Regions from separate parts of the Homo sapiens genome. Here region 2 is linked to region 1. A link is an interaction called in ENCODE POLR2A ChIA-PET data of the cell type or tissue named here. Cell type or tissue: GM12878. All regions are shown on one strand. Links, peaks and the distances in the headings refer to the core of each region. The heading gives the core; the rest is flanking DNA. Region 1 has its middle 51 kb from the start of PREP. Region 2 overlaps PRDM1 (PR/SET domain 1).

Region 1 (4,395 bases), core at 186-4,185:
GAGCAGTATATGTGGAACTATAGCACTAGAGCTAGTAAGATGGTAACGAAACCACCTTCTGCTGCTGAGACCACATGGGGAGTCCTGCTTCCACCCATAGAGATTATTCTCTAAGTGAGAGAGGGCAAGTAGGACCATCTTCAGAAGAAAACAGAGCAGCATCTCATTTTAAGTGGGCCACAAATTCTAAAGTCATCACACTAAAATTATGTATAGTCAACTTTATCTTTGAACATTTTTTTTTGAGACAGTGTCTTGCTGTGTTGCCCAGGCTGGAGTGTACTGGTGCGACCTCGGCTCACTGCAACCTTCACCTCCCAGGTTCAAGTGATTCTCGTGCCTCAGCCTCCCAAGCAGCTGGAACTACAGGCGCACACCACCACACCTGGCTAATTTTTTGTGTGTTTAATAGAGATAGGTTTTCACCATGTTGGCCAGACTTGTCTTGAACTCTTCGCCTCAAGTGATCTACCTGCCTCAGTCTCCCAAAGAGCTGGGATTGCAGGTGTGAGCCACCACGCCGGCCTCTTTGAACATTTCTTAAATCAATTTTATGACCGAGGACCTGGGTCATAAGGTCAAAAGGCATAAATTAACTCCTTTTGTTTTCCTGTGTATGTTTTCTATGAGTTCCCTTTCCCTGGATCACCCTTTCTCTAGTTCATGAATCCAGTGGGAAAGGTGATTGTGAAAGGGACGAGAAAAATGCCACTTCAAACTACGCCACTTTTGCATACTATTTTGAGATGAAAACAATTGAGAAACAGCAGCTGCAAGAAAGGATCTATGCCCTTTCCCTTTCTGCTTAAAAGAAGGGCATATTTCCCATGAGAAAGTTGCCCTTCTGATACCAAGAAGAAGAGAACACTCTTATCAGAGACAGGACTTGGGGAGGAGATGGTGCAGAGATAAGTCTGCACAAACAAACCTTACTGAAATAACCCTTATCTTCCATTAGTTTCTCTCATATATTTTCTAGTCACTTTCCCACAAATTACTGCCCCTAGGACCTTTTTGGACACCCTTCCTTTGTCCTATCATTTCTCCACAAATTTTTTGCCCTTTGTTAAAATGGTATATAACCCCTGAGTCTAACTGCTTGTTTGGGGTTTTCGCTTCTTTCCTATGAAGCCCCTCATGCCACATAAAAATATTTACATCAAATAAAATTTGTATGCTTTTCTCCTGTTAATATGTCTTTTGTCTGCTTGATTCACAGGCTCAGCTACAGAATCTAGGAGATTAGAGAAAGGTTTTTCCTCTCCTACAAGTGTAAATGGGAGGAAAGGAATAGGGGATTCTTCCCTCACTGTTGTTGTTGTTGTTTGGTGCAACACAAATATTACTGAATTTCTATGAGTTAAATGAGGTTTTGTTGCAACTTAAATGTAGGTTCAAAACCATGTTATAGAACTCAAGAAATTAGAGATATTAGCCTTAGAATTATATATTCACAGAAGACCCCAGAGCTATCTTAAAATATTTAAAGGACTACCCATTGACAGAGGAATTAGAACAGAGATGGCCATTTCAACAACTAGTCATGGCTGTCTGGAGCTCTGAATTAAAAAGAATGTGAAGCAGTATCCAAGCTCAGTGGAAAAAATTCTGCTTGACAATGATGTCTGTCAAAGCTTGAAAGAAAGCCAGTACCCATGTGTTGAGAACAGAATGGCTATAGCTGACAAATACTAAGCATTTGAAAGAGGAGTTTATGTGGGGTTTGGAATGCCATTTTCTCTCATGCACACTAAGTCAAGAAAGTTTAAAGGGGAGAGAGAAAGAGAGAGAGAGGGAGAAGAATAGAACGATTCTTCAGAAATGAGAGCACTTACAATTATAAACAGCATTCTCTTTCATTCCTGGTAAGTTTCCACTTCCTTTTGCATTTTCTCATAAAGAAATCCATGTATCCTTACAGTAAATTTTCTTGTTTAGCTTTAGCTAGTCATCTAGATTTCTGGTTTTTGCAGCCAAACAACCCCTAAGAGATCTATGTCTTAGTGGGGCCAATTTCAATCCCATTTAATTCAATTCAACCGATGTTTATTGAATACCTATTGTGTCTCTTATACCCAATAATTGGGGTTGAGTCTTGAATCTGGCCTATGACTGGAATCTATGAAAGATTCAAAGGGAAAAATAGGCATAGGTTATGATGAGCTATAAAAAAAGAAACGAGACAGAACATAATGTAGAGTTCTTAGCTCTCCCCACCCAGATTTATGTTCTGAGTTTTCTTTAACATTCTGTCCAATCGAGTGCGAGTGGGCTGAGACGTGGGTGGCAGAGCTGAGACACGGCCCCTCTAACTGTCTCATGTACAAACTTGAGGGGTAAGAGGAAGTTTGACACAGGAAATAACAGCCAGCAGCCGGGCTCTCTGACGAACACTACCCAGTGAAGCCTTTTAATTAGGCAAGATCATTTTTGTTAAATCTGCTCAGAAAATACTGCCTTAATCTCTGAAGATAATAAACCTCATTTAAAGTCCTGAGTTGACTCACTGTCCATAATGACTGAGATACAAATAGAGCTTTTATCCTGCAAAAACCATTACCAGGACACAGCCAATTAAGAAATTAACCAAAATCTCCATCCCCAGTTAGAGTGCTTACCTCTAGGAAAAGCCTGAGGGGAATTATAAAGACACAGTTTCTATGTGTGTTCTAATGCCAAGGTCCAAAGCAAAGGAAACCCAAACCAAATCAAAAATTGAGAAGGAAACTGTTTTAATTGATCATGAGCCGCCAAACTTCCTCTTCTGCATTATCTGTGTTTAAGTAATCCAATTAGTTTGACCTCATATGAGCAAGAGAACCCAAGTGCACATCTTTTGAAGTGGTTGTTTGGGGGTATCCTGAAAATTCTTAATATCAATCCCAGGAACATCTAAATGGTATTTTCCCCTGCACTCCTACCAGCATAGTGGAAATATCAATACCACAGGTGGGGTGCGGGAGGAGGATATTTGCTTTTTGCTATTCACTATCACGTATACACACACACGTACTTTTACCCACATTATGGAATTACTAAAAACAATGTGTGGCTCAGACTAACCATTCCACGTTGCAAATAATATCAAAATGGCTCCAAGTAGCAAAGAGAGCCAAGCGTGAGTGTCATGTATGAGCTGATGCTGCTGGTAAAGCCTTGCTTTTCCATACATAGAATGTATCACAAGAATCTGGCCTGGAGGTGCCAAAGTAATGGATGACTCTTACTCCAGCAGAGGGTCTTGGCCATTTACAGCTGAAGGAATGTGCTAGTGGCAATGCTGCCCTCTTTTGGAACAGGGTACAGAGATGGGTCTAATTACCAGCTACTTTTGTGAAAAGCAGTAATAATAAATTAAAGACGATGCAGTGATTTATCCTCACCAATGACTCCTCTATCTTTTCATCAAGACAGTAGTGGTCCAGAGTCTCTAGTGGTTTTCTTTAAGTGTTGGAATAGAGAGTGACTAAAAGTATACATGAATAGCCCTCAGGAATAACTCGTCTGAAAGGCGAGTTATTCTCTTTTTTGCTCTTCGCATCTATAGCTTAGCATGCAGCCATTGATTACATACTTACTGCCAGGAATTGGTGAAAGAGTGCAAATAGAGGGCCATATTCTAAATGTCTAAATAGTTAAAGGTTATAAAGCAAGCTAACAAACTGCTAAAGAAAACAGATTCTATCCTTCTGCCTCGACAAATTTACCTAAGTGACCTGGGGGCCTGGGTTAAATTTAGAATTTTTGGATTCCTTGGAATTTTGTACCAGAACATTCTACTTGTACTCTACTACCTCTCTCCTTCCATTTCTGATATTGTGCCACACAGAGAGGGGTCCTCCATTCATGCATGTGGACACTGATCCACATGTTCACGCTCTATCCAATGCTTCCCTCCCCAGATAGCCACTCCTCAGTCTTCCCTCAGGCTTACAGGTCTGCACACTTCTGTGGCTATCCACCTTTGGAGGAACAGCCAAGGGAAGGCCTTGTGCAAGCCCTGAAACCAGGTTTAGGGCCATTTGGACATAGAATTCCAGAGTTCCAAGGACCTGGAATAGGCTCCCTGGGAAGGAAGAGAGCAAAGTTTGTGTTATCAAGCAAGTTACTAGTTGGACAACTGGAGCTTAATCCCACTGGGGAGCTCTAAGAGGCTATGGAGACCTAACCACAGAGTTACCCCAATCAAGGGCCAAGGGAACTGGGGTATCTCTACAGGACTCCCCCAGTCATTGGTTGGGGGTGATTCCCAGAAAGAGTTAATTCCTTGGCACTTCTGGCCTGCTCTATGCATGGACAGAGTCGGCTCTGATGGCCAAAGAAAGCTTTTAAGTGGAGTCACAGATGTTGCCAGTTGGAAATCTGGCTGAGTGCAAGAAAACAGTACTAAGGGAA
Region 2 (4,395 bases), core at 151-4,150, 640 kb before region 1:
CCTAGCTTAAGCCACCTACTTCATCCAACACATGACAAAGCCGTATAATTAAACAACATGTTATTAGTTCAAAGGGGCAGAACCGACATTACTGGCATTTTTTATTTTTTTGTTCTGTAATCCACTTACTGAGATTCATCATTGTCAGCTCTCCGGGATAAGGGTAGTGAAGCCTTTCTGCAAAGTCCCGACAATACCACACAAGAAGTTCCTGGTTGGCAGGGATGGGCTTAATGGTGTAGAAGTAGATGTTCATCCCGTTCTGACACGCAGCCAGGTTTTGCTCCCGGGGAGAGTGTGCTGGATTCACATAGCGCATCCAGTTGCTTTTCTCTTCATTAAAGCCGTCAATGAAGTGGTGAAGCTCCCCTCTGGAATAGATCTGTCCAAAAGAGAAGACAGGCATGTAAAAGGAAGTCAGACCCAAAGCTCCCCAGCACCTCTCAGAATAAACACAGCCGGTACCGTGTGTGATTTCTGATCCCCTACTGCCTAGTTAGAAAAAGAATCCAATCAGTTTAGCCAGAATAGTCTTGAATCAGCAGAAATCAGGGCGGAAACAGGTAAGGCACACTTTTGTCAGTTACCTTTTCCATTTCAGTTTTATCGTCTTTTCATGTTCGGGAAAATAACAGAAAAATGAAACACAAATGTTCATTTAAGGAGCTGCCTCAAACCGATTAACCCACCACAGAGTACTACTTTTGCTACTGCAGTGAATGGCAAATGGGCGATGCTACTGACTTCAGTTCCGATTATGCTGACTTTTAGTGCTTTGAGTCACTGGGTAGAAGACCAAGCCGGCTGACGACGTCAAACTGAGTCTTAGCTTTTTCTATGGCCTCTGTACTCGCCGTTTCCTACACCCCCGCCCAAGGCTTCAACTATGCAAACATCCTCCACCCCCAACCCTCCAAGTCCTAAAGTAACACTTGTTCATATGAATACTTGGAACCTTGCCTTTTTGTGGAAACACTGGGTGGGGCAAAGGTGAACTTCACCTGCCATAACAAAGCGAACACTCGGGCAGCAGCCCGAATTTGACAGTCTATTACTGAGAAGTCACTTTTCCTCTTGATAAACATGTCCAGACTTGCACTTTCCTTTCAATGCAAAGGAGGGAAGGGAACCCCTTATCTGGGAGGAGGCTGGCTAAAACACCACACACAGAGCCATAGGCGTGTGTTTTTGGAAAAAGAACAGGAAGAAAGTATGTTGTTCCTTAAAGGCAACGCAGAATGAAGAATTTGAAGTTTGTCCTAGAGTAATACTACTTCTGGATAACAGATGCACTCAGGCTACTTGGCAAAGAGGCAGAGGAAGAAGAAAAATTAAAACGTACACTCTTACTGAAACTATAAACACACTCCTTATCCTTCCACACAAAGTTTTCTCTCTTCCCCTCTTTTTAGGAGGTACCACCTTTACTTTAGACTTTAAGAAATTTCCTTATACAATCAGTCAATACCTAGTGTGATCTGCGACTTGCAGTCTCCAAGCAGCAGTAAGGCACTGTTCGTAGCAGGAATTTTGTGCTCACCGGACAGCAGGTTATTGCTTTTCCTTACTCACGTACCGACTATGCTAGTCTACAGATAGTTTCTGTATTTCGCTCAAACGTTATCAGAAATAAAAAGGAACTCTGTCCCTTTAACACAGGCGGTAAACACCAGAATCACTTTCTTTTAAGAGTAACTTCCTGTAAATTGTGAAGGGGGAAATACATGTGGCTTCATCAAAGCAGCTTGTGAGAGCTTTTGCGGTGTGTTTTGTTAAGAGAAAATGGAACAAGGCTGGGTGAATTCTGCTATCAAGAGGGGTTTTCAAGTTTGTTTACTCTGATGTGCAAACTTCCAGGAACATGGGGTTCCATCGCTCTTGTACTCTTCGCTGGTGCGGAAACTGCTTTCTAAAGCTACGGGTATGTTGATTCCAGTTAGCCTTCCTCGGACTGCAATTTACTGTATCCTCATTTAAAAACAGCAATGTCGGTGCCATGAAGTCACTCACACAGAATAAAATAACGCATATGTAAAATGAACACCGTTTCCTACCACCTTCCTGCACTTCCATATATTATCTAGAAGATTAAAATGCGCTGATTCATAGTACAGTTACAAGAAATGTCACTGGTTTCTCAACTTGAACATCCCTTCTTTGGCAGTGTAATTTGCATGAAACTTTTTCTTTCCTCACAACAGATGTTCATATTCCTGCCAGCAAAAACGAGATGTTCTACAATATCCTTTGCATGTGAAAGACTGATTCAAATAAATCCTCCCAAGGAAAGCCTTTCAGTTACTTACAGTGAATCTTTAAATGAAACAGGGAACTGGACAGTGAGGGGGAGATTCTTAGGTACTTCTTGCCTTTTCTCAAAATAATCACACATTAATGAGACTTATGCTGGATTGTCTTAATTCAGACCTTTAACTCCAAGAACTATGCACCTTTGTGGCTCACTTCTGAGAAGACGTTATTGACAATAAAGGCAAAAATGCACTCATGGTTCCACCATTGTAAGTCAGGTGATTAATATATTTTAAGGAGGAATAATTATTAAATAAAAATTGTGAGCACATGATTCTTAGTGAATCTGTAACTACCCTCTTTTGCTTGGGAAATAGTAAGATAAATTTCTAAAAATGAAAAACTTCCTGGATTAAAAATATTGTTTCTTAGGAATAGCTTCTTGTCCGAACGATATAATCGTTCTAGGCAAAAATACCAGCTAAAGCAAGCATAACACAATTTTTGTTATCATGCAGCTGTTTCTTTTTAAAGAATTCAAATAATGTACATTTCATGTAAGTATGCACAAAAAAACGCTTACTAAATTCTTTATCTTCTGAGGAAACTAAATATCCCTGAGACATCTATGGGAAGAAGGAAAGCAATCTGACTTTTTTCTGTTCACTGCTAATCCAGTGTTTTATTCAAGGATTCCATCTAATTGGTTCACCTCTGGGGGCCTTTCTAACCCTAATATAGCAAAGGAAATTGTACTGGCTAGATCTTTTGGTTGGATGCTATAGGAAAGCTTATCATCTTGCATATGACTGTTAAGCATTTTCCTTATGCTATGAGATAATTAACCTATTGTCAAATGGAATCATTTTACCATGCACATGTATTTAAATAGGACTAGTTCTGTGGTCCTCCATTCCCCTCAACCCATCTTCCAGCTATCCTTCCTTAATGGCATTTACTTATAAGGTAATTCATTTGTCATTCCTGGCTGGGCGCGGTGGCTCTTGCCTGTAATTCCAGCACTTTGGGAGGCCAAGGTGGGCGGATCACGAGGTCCAGAGATCGAGACCATCATGGCCAACATAGTGGAACCCCGTCTCTACTAAAAATACAAAAATTAACTGGGCATGGTGGCGCGCACCTTAGTCCCAGCTACTCGGGAGGCTGAGGCAGGACAATTGCTTGAACCTGGGAGGCGGAGGTTGCAGTGAGCCGAGATCATGCCATTGCACTCCAGCCTGGTGACAGAGTGAGACTCCATCTCAAAAAAAAAAAAACCAAAAAGATAATTCATTTGTGATAACTCTTCCATTCAATTAAAGTTAAGTCAGCAAGAAATCAAAAAGGGGTGAAATCTAAGGCTTGGTAACTCATTACTACTTCCTTGCGGAGAAATGCAAATGAACCTATCCTTAAAGCAAGCAACAAACTGTTTCCTTTCATTACAAAGCTCTAATGAATTGCAAAAATCAAGATTCACATATAGCCCGTATCTCCATCACTAACCACCTACAGGCCAGACATTTCATCGGTTTCATCACATTTGTTCAGAATTCCCTGTGTCCATGGGGATGCTGGATACTTATGGGTGAGCCCCAGCATTTCTCAGCACAGGATGAGAAAGGTGAGCCACCCAGCTCTTTTAGCTCCATTTTTTCCTAACATTTAATGGGTCTGAAGAAATTTCCCTTACTTACCCTCCAAAAATATTTCCTGTTGGCGTTCTTAGGAACTGTGTCATTGGTGTAGATTTCACCTATTAGGGGTCCAAAACGTGTGCCCTTTGGTATGTATTCTTTACTCATCACTCCAATAACCTAAACAGGAAAAAACACAGGAAACAATTACTTTGACTATAAAATGTTAACCAATCTTTTCAATTAAATAAATTGGACTGTCAAGTAGTAATACAACTAACAATGATAAAATTTTGATAAGTAAACAGACATTAATGATGCCTACATAATTAACAAGCTTCACCATAGGGGGAGACCATCTTTTAAAGTCTGAGATCATAAGCAAATACTCAACCAAGCATTAAAACAGTCTAGGGGATTATTGTCTGGTAATACGGGATCTTTTATTTTTATCATTACTTTTTATGCTAGAACAGCGAATATAACCATTCTCTTTTAGAATGAGAAT

What was found. ChIA-PET counts read pairs that join two places held together with the same protein. Peaks named below come from ENCODE experiments on the same cell type or tissue, not always from the same donor. Only the 100,000 strongest peaks of a DNase experiment are listed, where the experiment ranks them.
Region 2: POLR2A ChIA-PET joins it to region 1 with 5 read pairs; 3 of 35 experiments call an interaction of 5 or more read pairs at or near these places.

The regions. Positions count from the first base shown.
Region 1 is chr6:105,451,461-105,455,855 of GRCh38, reverse strand. No RefSeq gene overlaps it. Among named protein-coding and RNA genes, the nearest start is that of PREP, 51 kb to the right of the region's middle. In GM12878, for the core only: a CTCF peak has its summit at 3,286 (motif pointing left); a DNase peak (open chromatin) is centred at 2,335; H3K27ac peaks cover 1,607 bases.
Region 2 is chr6:106,095,287-106,099,681 of GRCh38, reverse strand. It overlaps PRDM1 (PR/SET domain 1), which reads right to left. Exons shown (of 7, transcript NM_001198.4): 3 at 3,948-4,067; 4 at 130-382. Among named protein-coding and RNA genes, the nearest start is that of PRDM1, 11 kb to the right of the region's middle. RefSeq lists an enhancer at 315-1,514. In GM12878, for the core only: no CTCF peak of the experiment used is centred there; DNase peaks (open chromatin) are centred at 791, 1,751 and 1,989; H3K4me3 peaks cover 2,312 bases; H3K27ac peaks cover 2,459 bases.